2 separate regions of the Homo sapiens genome follow, and region 1 is linked to region 2. A link is a contact called in ENCODE Hi-C data. All regions are on one chromosome and are shown on one strand. Each heading gives the region's core, a stretch centred on a gene start or an enhancer-like site at or near the end of the contact. The rest is flanking DNA. Distances are from core to core; before and after follow the strand shown.

Evidence for each region. Hi-C counts contacts between places; a loop is a spot of excess contacts on that map. Pooled maps may share reads with other maps.
Region 1: a pooled map shows a loop between it and region 2 (2.5-fold over the local background). The contact joins the enhancer-like site here to the promoter of POM121C in region 2. A Hi-C loop is called at or near these places in 1 of 50 pooled maps.

Annotation. Positions count from the first base shown.
Region 1 is chr7:75,424,260-75,430,639 of GRCh38, reverse strand. POM121C (POM121 transmembrane nucleoporin C) reads left to right here. Exons shown (of 15, transcript NM_001099415.3): 8 at 4,187-4,278; 9 at 4,932-5,005; 10 at 5,445-5,566; 11 at 6,012-6,114. Among named protein-coding and RNA genes, the nearest start is that of TRIM73, 32 kb to the right of the region's middle. Within about 2 kb of position 2,784, at least 10 of the 41 ENCODE cell types and tissues checked have a DNase peak (open chromatin) inside an H3K27ac peak, as active enhancers do.
Region 2 is chr7:75,482,282-75,488,831 of GRCh38, reverse strand. It overlaps POM121C (POM121 transmembrane nucleoporin C), which reads left to right and starts at 2,533. Exons shown (of 15, transcript NM_001099415.3): 1 at 2,533-2,968. RefSeq lists silencers at 2,626-2,775, 2,796-2,865 and enhancers at 2,309-2,808, 3,146-3,225.

The DNA.
Region 1 (6,380 bases), core at 1,535-4,034, 58 kb after region 2:
TTTAGGAAATCTTTGCCTGTCCAACCTAAGGTCATGATAATTTTCTTCTATGCTACCTTCTAGAAGCTTTATTATTTTATTAATATTTTCATATGTAAATCCATAATCCACCTGAAATTGATTTTTGTGTGTGGTGTGAGGTTGGGATCAAAATTAGTTTTTTTTGTTTGTTTGTTTGTTTTTTACTATAGAAATACCCATTTCTCTCAGCAACATTTATTGAAAGGACCATCCTTATTTCTCTGCAGCACTGCCTTTGTCTAATTTAAGTGTCCGTATATATGTGGGTCCATTTCTAGACTTTCTTTTGTTCCATTGGACTATTTTTCTTACTACCCTTGTACCAGTCTTTGTTTTACCCCTACCCTTATACTTTAAGTCTTGATAGAGTCAGTCGTCCCCCTTTCTCATTTCTTTTCAGGACTGTCTTGTTTCTTGGCCTTTTGCATTTTCATATAATTTTTAGATCAACTTGTCAATTTCCACACACACAAAAAAAAGTTTTGAGATACTGATTGGGATTGCCTTTCATCTACTGATTACTTTGGATGGAGTTAACATTGTTATAATATTGACCTTGTTTACTTCTAATCTATGAACATGGAATGTCATTCATTTCTTTATTTAACTTTTGAGACAAGGGGTCTTGCTCTGTGGCCCAGGCTGGAGTGCAGTGGCATGATCATAGCTCACTACTGCCTTGAAATCCCAGGCTCAAGCAATCCTCCTGCCTCAGCCTTTTGAGTACAGGCATGCATCACCACACCTAGCTAATTTTAAAAAACTTATAGTAGAGACAAGGTCTCACTGTGTTGCCTAGGCTGGTCTCAAACTTTTGAGCTCAAGCAGTCTTCCCACCTTGGCCTCTCTGAGTGCTGGAATTATAGGCATGAACCACCATGTCCCACCTCTTTCATTTATTTACATTATCTCTAATTCATCTCTGTAGAAGTTTTACTTCTCTTGTATTAGATTTATTTCTAGGTATCTGGTTTTTGTTTTGTTTTGTGAGATGGAGTCTCGCTCTGTCGCCCAGGCTGGAGTGCAGTGGCACAATCTCGGCTCACTGCACCCTCCACCTCCCGGGTTCAAGTGATTCTCCTGCCTCAGCGTTCCAAGTAGCCGAGATTACAGGCATGCGCCACCACACCTGGCTAATTTTGGAGTTTTAGTAGAGACAGGATTTCACCTTGTTGGCCAGGCTGGTCTCAAACTCCTGACCTCAAGTGATCCACCTGCCTCTGCTTCCCAGAGTGCTGGGATTATAGGCATGAGCCACAGTGCCTGGCCCTAGGTATATGGTTTTGATGCTATTATAAATAGTGTCTTCAAAATGTGATTGGCTGTGCTGGTGTCTAGAAATACAACTGATTTTGTATTCAGAAAGTTTGCTAAATCTGTATGTTCTTTAGGATTTTAGTACATACACTCATGTCTATGATAATGAGTTTTTCCTTCCCTCTGCAGTCTTATTCTGTTTATGTCTTACTGCACTTGGCTAGGACTTTGAGTTGAATAGACATAATAATAAACATCCTTGTCTTGTTATATCTGAAATGAGTGTGTACGTACAGTCAATGAAGTAGAGGAGTAATAACTTTTTTCCCCTAATTGTTAAACCAGTTGACCAGTTGTCTTCCAGTCCTAGCTAATCATTACAGTCACCTTTGGCTTTTTTTTTTTTTTTTCCTTGAAGAGACCTCACTATATTGCCTAGGCTGGTCTCAAAACTCTTGGGCTCAAGTGATCCTCCCACCTTGGCCTCCCAAAGTGTTGGGATTACAGGCATGCACCACCACACCTGGCTAATTTTTGTATTTCTAGTAGAGATGAGGTTTCACCATGTTGGCCACACTGTTCTCGAACTCCTGACCTCAGGTGATCCTCCTGCCTCAGCCTCCTGAAGTGCTGGGATTACAGGCATGAGCCACCTCATCCGGCCCCTTTGGCATTTCTGACCCTTGCTTGCTCAGTGATGTGTATCCCTCAGTGTCTGGAGCACATTGTGAACAAAAATGCAAGGTTTATGGTTTTGTTTTAATTTTATTACTTTAACTACAGATAGGGTCTTTCTGTGTTGCCCAGGCTGGTCTGAAACTCCTGGGCTCAAGCAGTTCTCCTGCCTCAGTCTCCCAAAGTGCTAGGATTACAGGCATGAGCCACTGCACTTGGCCATCTATGTGCTTTTAAAGTTCCACAGGTGGCTAAGCGTGGTGGCTCACACCTGTAATCCTAGTGCTTTGGGAGGCCAAGGCGGGCAGATCACGAGGTCAAGAGATCAAGACCATCCTGGCCAACATGGTGAAACCCCATCTCTACTAAAGATACAAAAATTAGCCGGCTGTGGTGGCATGCTCCTGTAGTCCCAGCTACTCAGGAGGCTGAGGCAGGAGAATCGCTTGAACCAGGGAGGCGGAGGTTGCAGTGAGGTGAGATCGTGCCACTGCACTCCAGCCTGGTGACAGAGCAAGGCTCCGTCTCAAAAAAAAAAAAAGTTCCACAGGTGACTGATGAGCCGTCGTGTGAGAACCAGCGAGGTAGTGTCAGGGATCTGAAGTGATTGAAAATGCCGCTTATATATTCAATCCTTGGATCCCTTTGATGAGTTTTTGTATTCTGCTCTTTTATATGCCTGTAATCCCATGTTTTTTAAACCATTGTGCTCTGGCCTTTCTTGCTGTTTGAGCGTAACTTCAACTGTTATTGCCGTGAGCAGTCTTCTCAAGCTCCTCCTGGGCCCGGCTTCCTGATGATGGCCTCACTGAACTGTTCTGCTGCTTACCACTTGTCTGAAGCTTCCTCTTTTCCCTTTTTGAACTCTTATTAAGCTTGGCTTCCTGTTTGTACTTATTAAGCTTGTTGGCTTCCTGTTTGTACTTATATGATGTAGCTGGTACTGGGTAAGAAATCACTAGCAGCTTTTCAAGTAGGAAAGACGGTCTGAGGTGACAGTTTAGTGGCTTTGTAATTAGGCTCAGCACTTACGAGACTATTTGCAGTGTCCGCTCTGTGCCATCTACTTTGCTGCTGGTCTGTGGAGGAAGCAGAGATGAAAACACCATCTTTGCTGTCAAGAACTCACCTGGTGGAAGAGGCAGATGTATGGATAATCATCACATGATGATAAATGCCATCGTTGTTGCAAAAGTCATAAATATTATGACAGTGCTTTTTTTGTTTTTGTTTTTGTTTTTTGTTTCTTTTTGAGACAGAGTCTCACTCTGTCACCCAGGCTGGAGTGCAGTGGCACGATCTTGGCTCACTTCAAGCTCCGCCCCCCAGGTTTACGCCATTCTCCTGCCTCAGCCTCCCGAGTAGCTGGGACTACAAGCACCCGCCACCACGCCCAGCTAATTTTTTGTATTTTTTTGTATTTTTAGTAGAGATGGGATTTCACTGTGTTAGCCAAGATGGTCTCCATCTCCTGACCTCGTGATCCACCCCCCTTGGCCTCCCAAAGTGCTGGGATTACAGGCGTGAGCCACCACGCCTGGCCATGACAGCGTATTTTTAAAATGAAGTTACTAAATGAAAAATCGAAAATTTAATGGAAGCAAGACTAAATTAGTTTACTGGGTTGTCTTCTTTAATTTACTTGTATCCTTTCCGTAGACAGTCTGGCACAGGTTTGAATGTGTCCTGGCTCTTCATTACTGAGGCTAATATATGCAAAAGTGTGTCCATCCCTTCTACCTTTATTCACATTCCATTACTTTTATAGACTTTTCTTTTTTTGCTTTCATAATTAATACTGGCAGTTGACTTTCTTTTCAGGGGTCTTTCTTCACAAACAAATTTTTTTCATTTTCATTTTCTATTTTTTTTTTTTTTTTTTTTTTTTTGAGACAGGGTCTCACTCTGTCACCCAGGCTGGAGTGCAGTGGGGCAATCTCAGCTCACTGCAGCCTCCTGAGTAGTTGGGACCACAGATGCAAACCACCACACCCAACTGATTTTTCAATTTTTTGTAGAGACGGGGGTCTCGCTATGTTACCCAGGCTGGTCTCAAACTCCTGGGCTCAAGCAATCCTCCCACCTTGGCCTCCCAGCATGCTGGGATTACAGGCATGACTAACCATTTAACCATAAAAAATATTTTTTTAGTCACTTAAAAAGAGACTTTGTCATGTTGAGGGTCAGATGCTAAGTTATCAGCAGGCTCAGTCATGTCCCTCTTGATTTTTAGCTGTGGAAGAGAAATGGCCCCAGTTCATCACCCTTCTCTAGCCCAGCCTCATCCCGCTCCCAGACACCGGAGAGGCCAGCAAAGAAAATAAGGTATTCGGCATTCTCCTGCAGTTTTCATTTGCTACGTGGACAGAAGGGGGTGAGGAAAGGTGGGAAACGAACCTGGCTCTTAGGCTTTGTGCTGCTGTGACTTGGAGAATCAAAGAAACTAAGTCCCTGAGAGGGACAATGCAGCACCCACCTGAACAACTATCATCCCTACAGTCTTGGATACTGACTCCAGTGGCCTCTGGCTGTCGCCTCCCACTCCAGCATGAGGGATCGGGTGCAAGCACAGAGGCCATGCAGAGTGGAGAGCAGAGAGAGTCAAGTCAGCGGGCAGTCGCCTTCAGGTTCTTGACTCGAGCTGATCCCCTAGGTGCTTGCAGTTGGCTGGAATGCCACTCCCTCAGGGATCACATCTGTGTCTAGAACTCCCAGGGACTTGGTAGGTTGTAAGTAAGGTTTGAAGATTATTGTTTTGTGCTTGTTTTAAGACAAAAACTGTCTTCATGGCCTCTGTGAACAGCCTCCCTTCATTCTGTTGGAATTTCCTGTTGACTTTTTTTATCCTGGCATACTGAGATCTTAAATGATGGTTGTTTTAGATGTTGGCCACTTGGTAGTTAGGAGGGTGTGAGAAATTATTTAATACTTCAGCCAAGAAGTCTTTCTAGACTAAATTGTTCCTTTTTTCCCAACAGAGAAGAAGAGCTGTGTCATCATTCCAGTTCTTCAACTCCATTGGCAGCAGACAAGGAGTCCCAGGGAGAAAAGGGTAGGTTGCTGAGCCAGGAGGAGGGGCTGCTGTTGGTGGTGGAGGTATTTGTGGAGGATGTAGAGATTAATACCTATTGAAAAAAGGTCTTGAGCATTGCTATGTCTAAGGCATGTTAGATACAAAGAGAGAGATTTCCTCTCCTTCAGAAGTTTATAGTCTGATGAGGGAGAAAGGCTACAGATGGGGGCTAACGATTGGATAGAGGTAAGCTCAGTTTGAGTCACCTGTGGGTGATCCCAGTAATTACTGCACAGTAAGCGGTTTGTGTGCGCGCCTTAATCTTACAAACACCATCCAAGCAACCAAACCATAGAAGATTGAATCTTTTCAGAGATACCATCATTGAAAACTCAGTGTGAAATGCGAAGTGGGTAGACACAACCATCCATTTCTGGAAGAGGGAAGGAAGCAAACGAGTCTTGATTTCTTTCTTTAGCTGCAGATACAACCCCAAGGAAGAAACAAAACTCGAATTCTCAGTCTACACCTGGCAGCTCTGGGCAGCGTAAGCGGAAAGTTCAGCTGCTGCCTTCTCGGCGAGGGGAACAGCTGACCTTGGTATGGTCTTGTCCATCTACTCCTGCCCTCCCCGGCTTAGCTCTCCTAAGTCTTAGGAACGCTAAGGACAAGTTTCTTCTGTTTTTTTTTCTAACTTATTTTTGTTTTTGTTTTTTGAGACAACATCCCTCTGTCACCCAGGCTGGAGTTCAGTGGCTCGATTTTGGCTAACCGTAACCTCTGCCTCCTGAGTTCAAGCAATTCTCCTGCCTCAGCCTCCCAAGTAGCTGGGATTACAGGCGCTTGCTACCACGCCTGACTAATTTTTTGTATTTTTAGTAGAGATGGGGTTTCACCATGTTGGCCAGGCCAGCCTCAAACTCCTGACCTCAAGTGATCCAGCTGGCTTGGCCTCCCAGAGTGCTGAGATTACCGGCGTTAGCCACCACGCCCAGCCTTCCCGTTTTTTCTGATTGGCCTGACTTCTTCTTTTTCTCTTTGGTAGCCTCCACCTCCCCAGCTTGGCTATTCGATCACTGCCGAGGACCTAGACTTAGAGAAGAAGGCTTCATTACAGTGGTTCAACCAGGCCTTGGAGGACAAGAGTGGTAAGGAGCACAGATCGTTGCACTCTCGAGAGGTTTCAGGTGTCTGTTTTCTTTGGTTTTATTTTGGTGTTTGGAAAAATGGGTTTCTCTGGGAAAATCCGAAGTAGAGTTCCATGTTTTCTTGTGGTCTTTCTCACCTGAGATATCCGTGTTGGTCTTCACGGGAACTGGACAGCAGGGACTACTGCAATTTAGGGCAGACATTCCTCCATGAGCTGTGCTGAGAGCCTGCTCTCCGACAGGCATGTGGAAAGAAGTCCCAGACA
Region 2 (6,550 bases), core at 1,284-3,783:
AGGTTAACAGAATAATCTATTTATTTACTTATTTATCTTGAGATGGAGTCTTGCTCTGTCTCCCAGGCTGGAGTGCAGTGGCCTGATCTCGGCTCACTGCAATCTCTGCCTCCCAGGTTCAAGTGATTCCCCTGCCTCAGCCTCCCAAGTATCTGGGACTACAGGCACGCACCACCGCACCCGGCTAATTTTTTGTGTTTTAGTAGAGACGGGGTTTCACCATGTTGGCCAGGATGGTCTTGATTTCCTGACCTCATGATCCGCCGGCCTCGGCCTCCCAAAGTGCTGGGATTACAGGCGTGAGCCACTGCACCTGGCTTCAGAAGAATTTATTTTTAGTCTTTTCCTTACCAGTTTTTATGAAACAACTGGGCAAGAACACTGTTAGATTTCACCAAAAAATTGTGATGAATCATTGTCTTTATGATCCCATTTTTGAAAATTGACATTTTAATTGTAAACCAAAAATAAAATTCTAAGCCCCCACAACTGACTCAGTGGACTCCCCTGTTGGCCAACAGGATCCAAAATAAACATGGAAAACTAATTTAGGTCATGATGGGAAGGAGGGGGTTGGATATGCCTTGTCATAATTCTCCTCCCGTCAGAGTTTAGGCACAGCTGACCAACATTATGATCTCTATTAGAATAGACATCATAGGACTGACAAAACAGGCTCTTTTTATCAGTAAGATACCCATCTCCAACCAGACTCTGATATAGCATCACATGACAGATAGCAGTCCCTGAAGTAAATCACAGTATTTTACCCCATAACATATTTTCTTTGACAAACTTTAAAATAGTCCTGCAAAGCCATCTCTTTGGGGGAAATTTGCATTCTGTAGAGAATCTCTTTGCCTTACAGAAAAGACTCCAGGTCTTTTCTGGAGAGTCTGACACCTTTTAAGATCCAATAAGAGATATTTATCATCTATTCTCTCTGAAGCCTGTTCTGAGGCTTCACCTACATAACAAGAACCTTGGTTTCCACAATCCCCCTTATCTTAACTCAAACTTTTCCTTCTTTTTTTTCCCTCCCTCTTTTTCCTTCCTTCCTCTCTCTCTTTTTCTCTCTCTCTCTTTCTTTTCTTCTCTGTTGCCCAAGCTGGAATGCAGTGGTGCCATCATGGCTCACTGTAGCCTCAACTTCCCAGGCTCAAGCGATCCTCCCATCTCAGCCTCCTGAGTAGCTGAGTCTACAGGCATGCACCACCACACCTGGATAATTATTTTTTTTTTTGTAGAAGTGGGGGTCTCGCTGTGTTGCCCAGGCTGTCCTTGAACTCCTGGCCTCAAGGGATCCTCCCAGCTCACCCTCCCAAAATGCTGGGAATACAGGCATGAGCCACCGCAATGGCCCATTTCTTTATGTAGTCTTCCAGCTGTTCAGCCAACACTTAACTCTGAACCAACTGCCAGTCTTTCAATCTACTAGTGACCTGAAAGCCTTTCCTGGCTGACCCAACATATACTTCCCATGTATTGATTTATGTCTTTGCCTGTAACTACTGTCTCCCTAAGATGCATAAAACCAAGCTGTAACCCAACTACTTTGGGCTCACGTTCTCAGGACCCCCTGAGGCTGTGTCACCAGCCATGGTCACTCAAATAGGAGGCCCAGAATAAAACTCTTTATAGACTTTGACTCTTTTTGGTCAACATAACCTAACCCTAAACATAATCCTCCTGGGGAAGGTAGGATCACAGGTATCTCTTCCTCGTTCAGTTTGTGTGTGTATGTCCTTATTTCTCTACGGTTTTTAGGCATTCGCTGTGTGATCTAGAAAAGCTATGGAGTCTCGCTTTGTCGCCAGGATGGAGTGCAGTGGCGTGATCTCGGCTCACTGCAACCTCCACCTCCCAGGTTCAAGTGATTCTCCTGCCTTAGCCTCCCGAGTAGCTGGGATTACAGGCACGCGCCACCACGCCCAGCTAATTTTTGTATTTTTAGTAGAGACAGGGTTTCATCATGTTGGCCAGGATGATCTCTATCTCTTGACCTCGCGATCTGCCCGCCTCGGCCTCCCAAAGTGCTGGGATTACAGGCTTGAGCCACTGCGCCCAGCTACAAATTCTATTTTCTTTTTGTTCCTTGGAAAGCATCGCTGGGCATTTATCCTGTCCCAGTATTTGAGTGAAACTTCTCAGCATTTCAGAGCAGTGACCATGATACACCCTTTCCTTTCCTTCTCCTTATGGGAAACTCCGTTCTAACCCAGAGGACTTGGGCTCCAGGACCCAGTAACGGAGCCCTGGATTTGACCCTAAAAGGGAGTAAAGACAAAGGTGAAGTTCAGTCCGGGGTTCAGGGCTGCCAAAGCTCATAGCCTGGAGCTTCTTAACCTTTAGGCAGGGTAGAGACATTTAAGACGGCCCCAAAACTGGGGGAGCGCGTAGGCTCCTGGGAAATAGAGTCCGTTACTTGTCCTGGGACCCGCGGTGGGTGTCCCGGGAGGCGGACTTCCGGTGCACTCCTGCGCTTGTGCACCTCTCCCTGCGTGCGTGTTCGCACATGCGCGCCACCTCCGCACTGCCCTCGCTTCCTGTGCCTCTTCAGGTCATCGCTTGCTCTCGTTCCCAGGCTTTGGCTTCTAGTGGACGAGAATCACCGAGTCTGCGGGGCTGGATGCTGACCGCCCGGACCAGCACCTAGGCGGGCGGGAGCTGTGCGGCCCAGGGTTCGCGCGGGCCGGGTAGAGGCTCGAGCTGGGACCCCCGAGCGTGAACCCCGGAGCCGGCGGCGCTGGGGCCAGAGGGGCCGGGAGCCCCAGGGAGGCGGATCTGGGCCCCGAGAAGGACACCCGCCTGGATTTGCCCCGTAGGCCCGGCCCGGGCCCCTCGGGAGCAGAACAGCCTTGGTGAGGTGGACAGGAGGGGACCTCGCGAGCAGACGCGCGCGCCAGCGACAGCAGCCCGCCCCGGCCTCTCGGGAGCCGTGGGGCAGAGGCTGCGGAGCCCCAGGAGGGTAAGTCTTGGGTTTTTGGGCCCGGAGCGAGAAGGGCCTGGGTGAAGTCACCTTGTGTTGGGGACCTTTGAGTGTGGGGCAGAGGGAGGGTCCCGATTGCTTGCCGGAGAGACATGTGTTGGGTTTGAGGGCAGGGTCCGGCTGCACCGAACAGGTGCTGCATGGGAAGATCTGGGAGGACGAGGCTTACGGAGGCGTGGAGGGTGTCACCACCCTCAGCTGCGGACGTCGTCTCCACTCCCCGCTAACCCCTAACAGTCCTTCCTCCTCCTCTCCGTGCTCCAGATTTCGACCGCCTCTAAACGTCCGTCAGCACTTCTATTCTCTCACTTAAGTGTCTGCTGATCCCCCCCCTTAGACCTGCCCTGGGAGAATCGTAGTAATGCAGGAACAGTCTGCAGGGATTCTCTGCTGCTGCCTCAGTTGCTAGGGGAAGAGACTGGGCCTTAGGTGGGTGACTTGACCAGGTCACCGGCTTTGTGGGTAGAGCTGCTCATAGTAGAACCCAGGAGACTTATCTCCCAGGCCAGTGTTCTTTCTCCCGTATCCTAGTTTTCTTAATAGAAGATTATTAGGTGCAGCAATAACCAAGTTCAGTTAGATAATTTAGAAACAAAACCATATTTTATACACATTCATTTCATTTCTGAGAGCTCACATACTCAATTCCTATGGCTTATTTTATTTTAAGCAGTTTAAAGAGACAATAAGAAAATGCGGGCGGGATGCAGTGGCTCACACCTGTAATCCGAGCATTTTGCGGGGCTAGGGCAAGAGTATCCCTTGAGACCAGGAGTTAGAGACCAGCCTAGACAACATGGGGACACCCTGACTACAAAAAATACAAAAGTCGCCAGGCATGCTGGGATGCATCTGTGGTCCCAGCTACTCAGGAGGCTGAAGTGGGAGGATGGATGGAGCCCAGGAGGTCGAGGCTGCAGAGAGCCGTGAATGCACCACTGCACTCCAGCCTGGGTGGCAGATTGAGACCCTGTCTCAACCAACAAACCACAAAAAACATGAGCCGTATAATGGGAATTTTTTTTCTTTTTGCGCCTTGTATTTGATGATGATGGCAGACTATTTGTAAAAGGAGTCATGTTACCCATGAGAGTCTAACTCATCTAATTACTACCTGATTATCTTAGAGTTACAGGCGCATGCTTCCCCTATCACTCTTTTTTTTTTTTTTTTTTTTTTTGAGACAGTGTCTCTCACCCAGTCTGGAATGCAACAGCGTGGTCTCGGCTCACTGCAACTTCCACCTCCCAGGTTCAAAGGATTCTCGTGCCTCAGCCTCCTGAGTAGCTGGGACTACAGGCATGTGACTCTATGCCTGGCTAATTTTTTTTGTTATTTTTAAGTAGAGACGGGGTTTTGCCATGTTGGCCCAGGCAGGCGGATCACTTGAGGCCAGAATTTGAGACCAGCCTGGCCAACATGGTGAAACCCTGTATCACTCTTTTAGACCCTTCTGAGTGTTTGCAGGTTGAGTGTTCACAGGGTGTTAGCCTATTGAGCTTTCTTTTGCGGTTCTTATGCAGGTGATTTCTGCCTTTGCAGGCCGGAGCCCTCATGACTTCAGTGACCTGCTTCTGCCCCTCTAGGTCTATCAGCCACAGTCTCTGCATGTTTCCAAGAGCAGCAGAAAATGAACACATTGCAGGTGAGTTTTCCTGCTTGTGTATATGTTCCTCAACTTTATTTTATGATGCATTTTAAGAGGTTTGTAAGGATTCATACTTTTTTTTTTCTTTTTTTTGAGATGGAGTCTTGCTCTGTTGCCCAGGCTGCAGTGCAGTGGCATGATCTCGCTTCACTGCAACCTCCACCTCCTGGGTTCAAGTGATTCTCCTGCCTCAGCCTCCTGAGTAGCAGGGATTACAGGCGTGGGCCACCATGCCCAGCTAATTTTTTGTATTTTTAGAAGAGATGGGGTTTCACTATGTTGGCCAGGTTGGTCTCAAACTCCTGACCTCAGGTGATCCTCCCGCCTCAGCCTCCCAAAGTGCTGGGATTACAGGCATGAGCCACCGAGCCCAGCCAGGATTCATACTTTAAAATGGGAATGTGGAAATAGACATTATCCTGTAAAATATAGTTAGTGTGGCAGATCAGCACCAAAAATGATTTGTGAAGCTTGTATGTATGGGTAGTATATTTTAAGGCTGTTGAAATTGAGCCGCACCTAGGACTGATACTCTTGGCAGTCATCACAAAAGGAAAATGCCATCTGTATTAGTCCATTCTCACACTGCTATAGAGAAATAACCAAGACTGGGTAATTTATAAAGAAAAGAGGTTTAATTGGCTCACGTCTGCAGGCTCTATCATAGGAAGCGTGGCTGAGGAGTCCTCAGGAAACTTACAGTCAAGTGAAAGGTGAAGGGAAAGTGGGTGCATCTTCCATCACCAGAGCAGGAGGAAGAGGGAACATTGGGGATTACAATTGAACATGAGATTTGGGAGGCGACACACACCGAAACCATATCACCATCCATGACATCGTTTGCATTGATTATAAGGAGAAACCAGTTTTGTTACTTGTGGACTTAAAAGATTTTCTGGGACTTGGAAAAATTTCTTCATTCAAGTTGATATAATTGTGGATAGCTTTCCTAACAACAACCATTAAATTACTGTAACTTATGGCTTATTCTTGGTGCTTATGTAAGCAGAGGGCCTGCTGCCCAAGGAGAACTTGGTGCATATAATTTTTCCAGGGACGGAAATATCGTGATCCAAGTAAACAATTCTGTTTTTACTGTTGAGTCCTAGATCATGGGGGGAATGAATGACGTGATCATCCGTCAAATATTTGTTCGTCTTTTTGTTCGGGTTGCACAGCAAACAATACAAACAGTTACTCTCTTGTGAAGATTTCCTCATTTCTGTTTCTCATTTCACTTCTCCGTGTTTTCGTTTTGTCCTTTTCACTTTGCTAAGTCAGTCAGTAAAGGTGACCAGTGATTTAATTGCAGTCAAATCCAGTGGGCATTTCCTAGCCCCTTCCTCACAGTACCCTTTGTCTGCCTTTGACATCCGTTACTTCCAAACTGATATTTTCTCCATGGAGTCTCTCTTTTCTTGGCTTTTAAAAAGATTCATCTGTAAGTATTTGTTTGTCTTTAAATGGTGAAGTCTGTTTTGTTTTGTTTCTTTTTTTCTTTTTTTGAGATAGGGTCTTGCTCTGTCACCCAGGTTGGAGTGTAGAGACGTGATCACAACTCACTGCAACCTCAATCTCCCGGGCCCACACGATCCTCTTGCCTCAGCCTCCCGCCTAGCTGGGACTACAGGTGCACGCTGCCACACCTCGCTAATTTTTTTTGTATTTTAGTAGAGACTGGCTTTCACCGTGTCATGCATGTCGAACTCCTGAGCTCAGGCAGTCTGCCCGCCTCGGTGTCCCAAAGTGCTAGGATTATAGGCGTGAGCCACTGCTCCCGGCCTAGAAATGTATTCTCACTGTATTGCTCAGGCTGGTCTCAAACTCCTGGCCTCAAGCAGTCCTTTCACTTTAGCCTCCCAAAGTGGTAGGATTACAGGTGTAAGCCACCACACCTGACCAATAAGGAATCT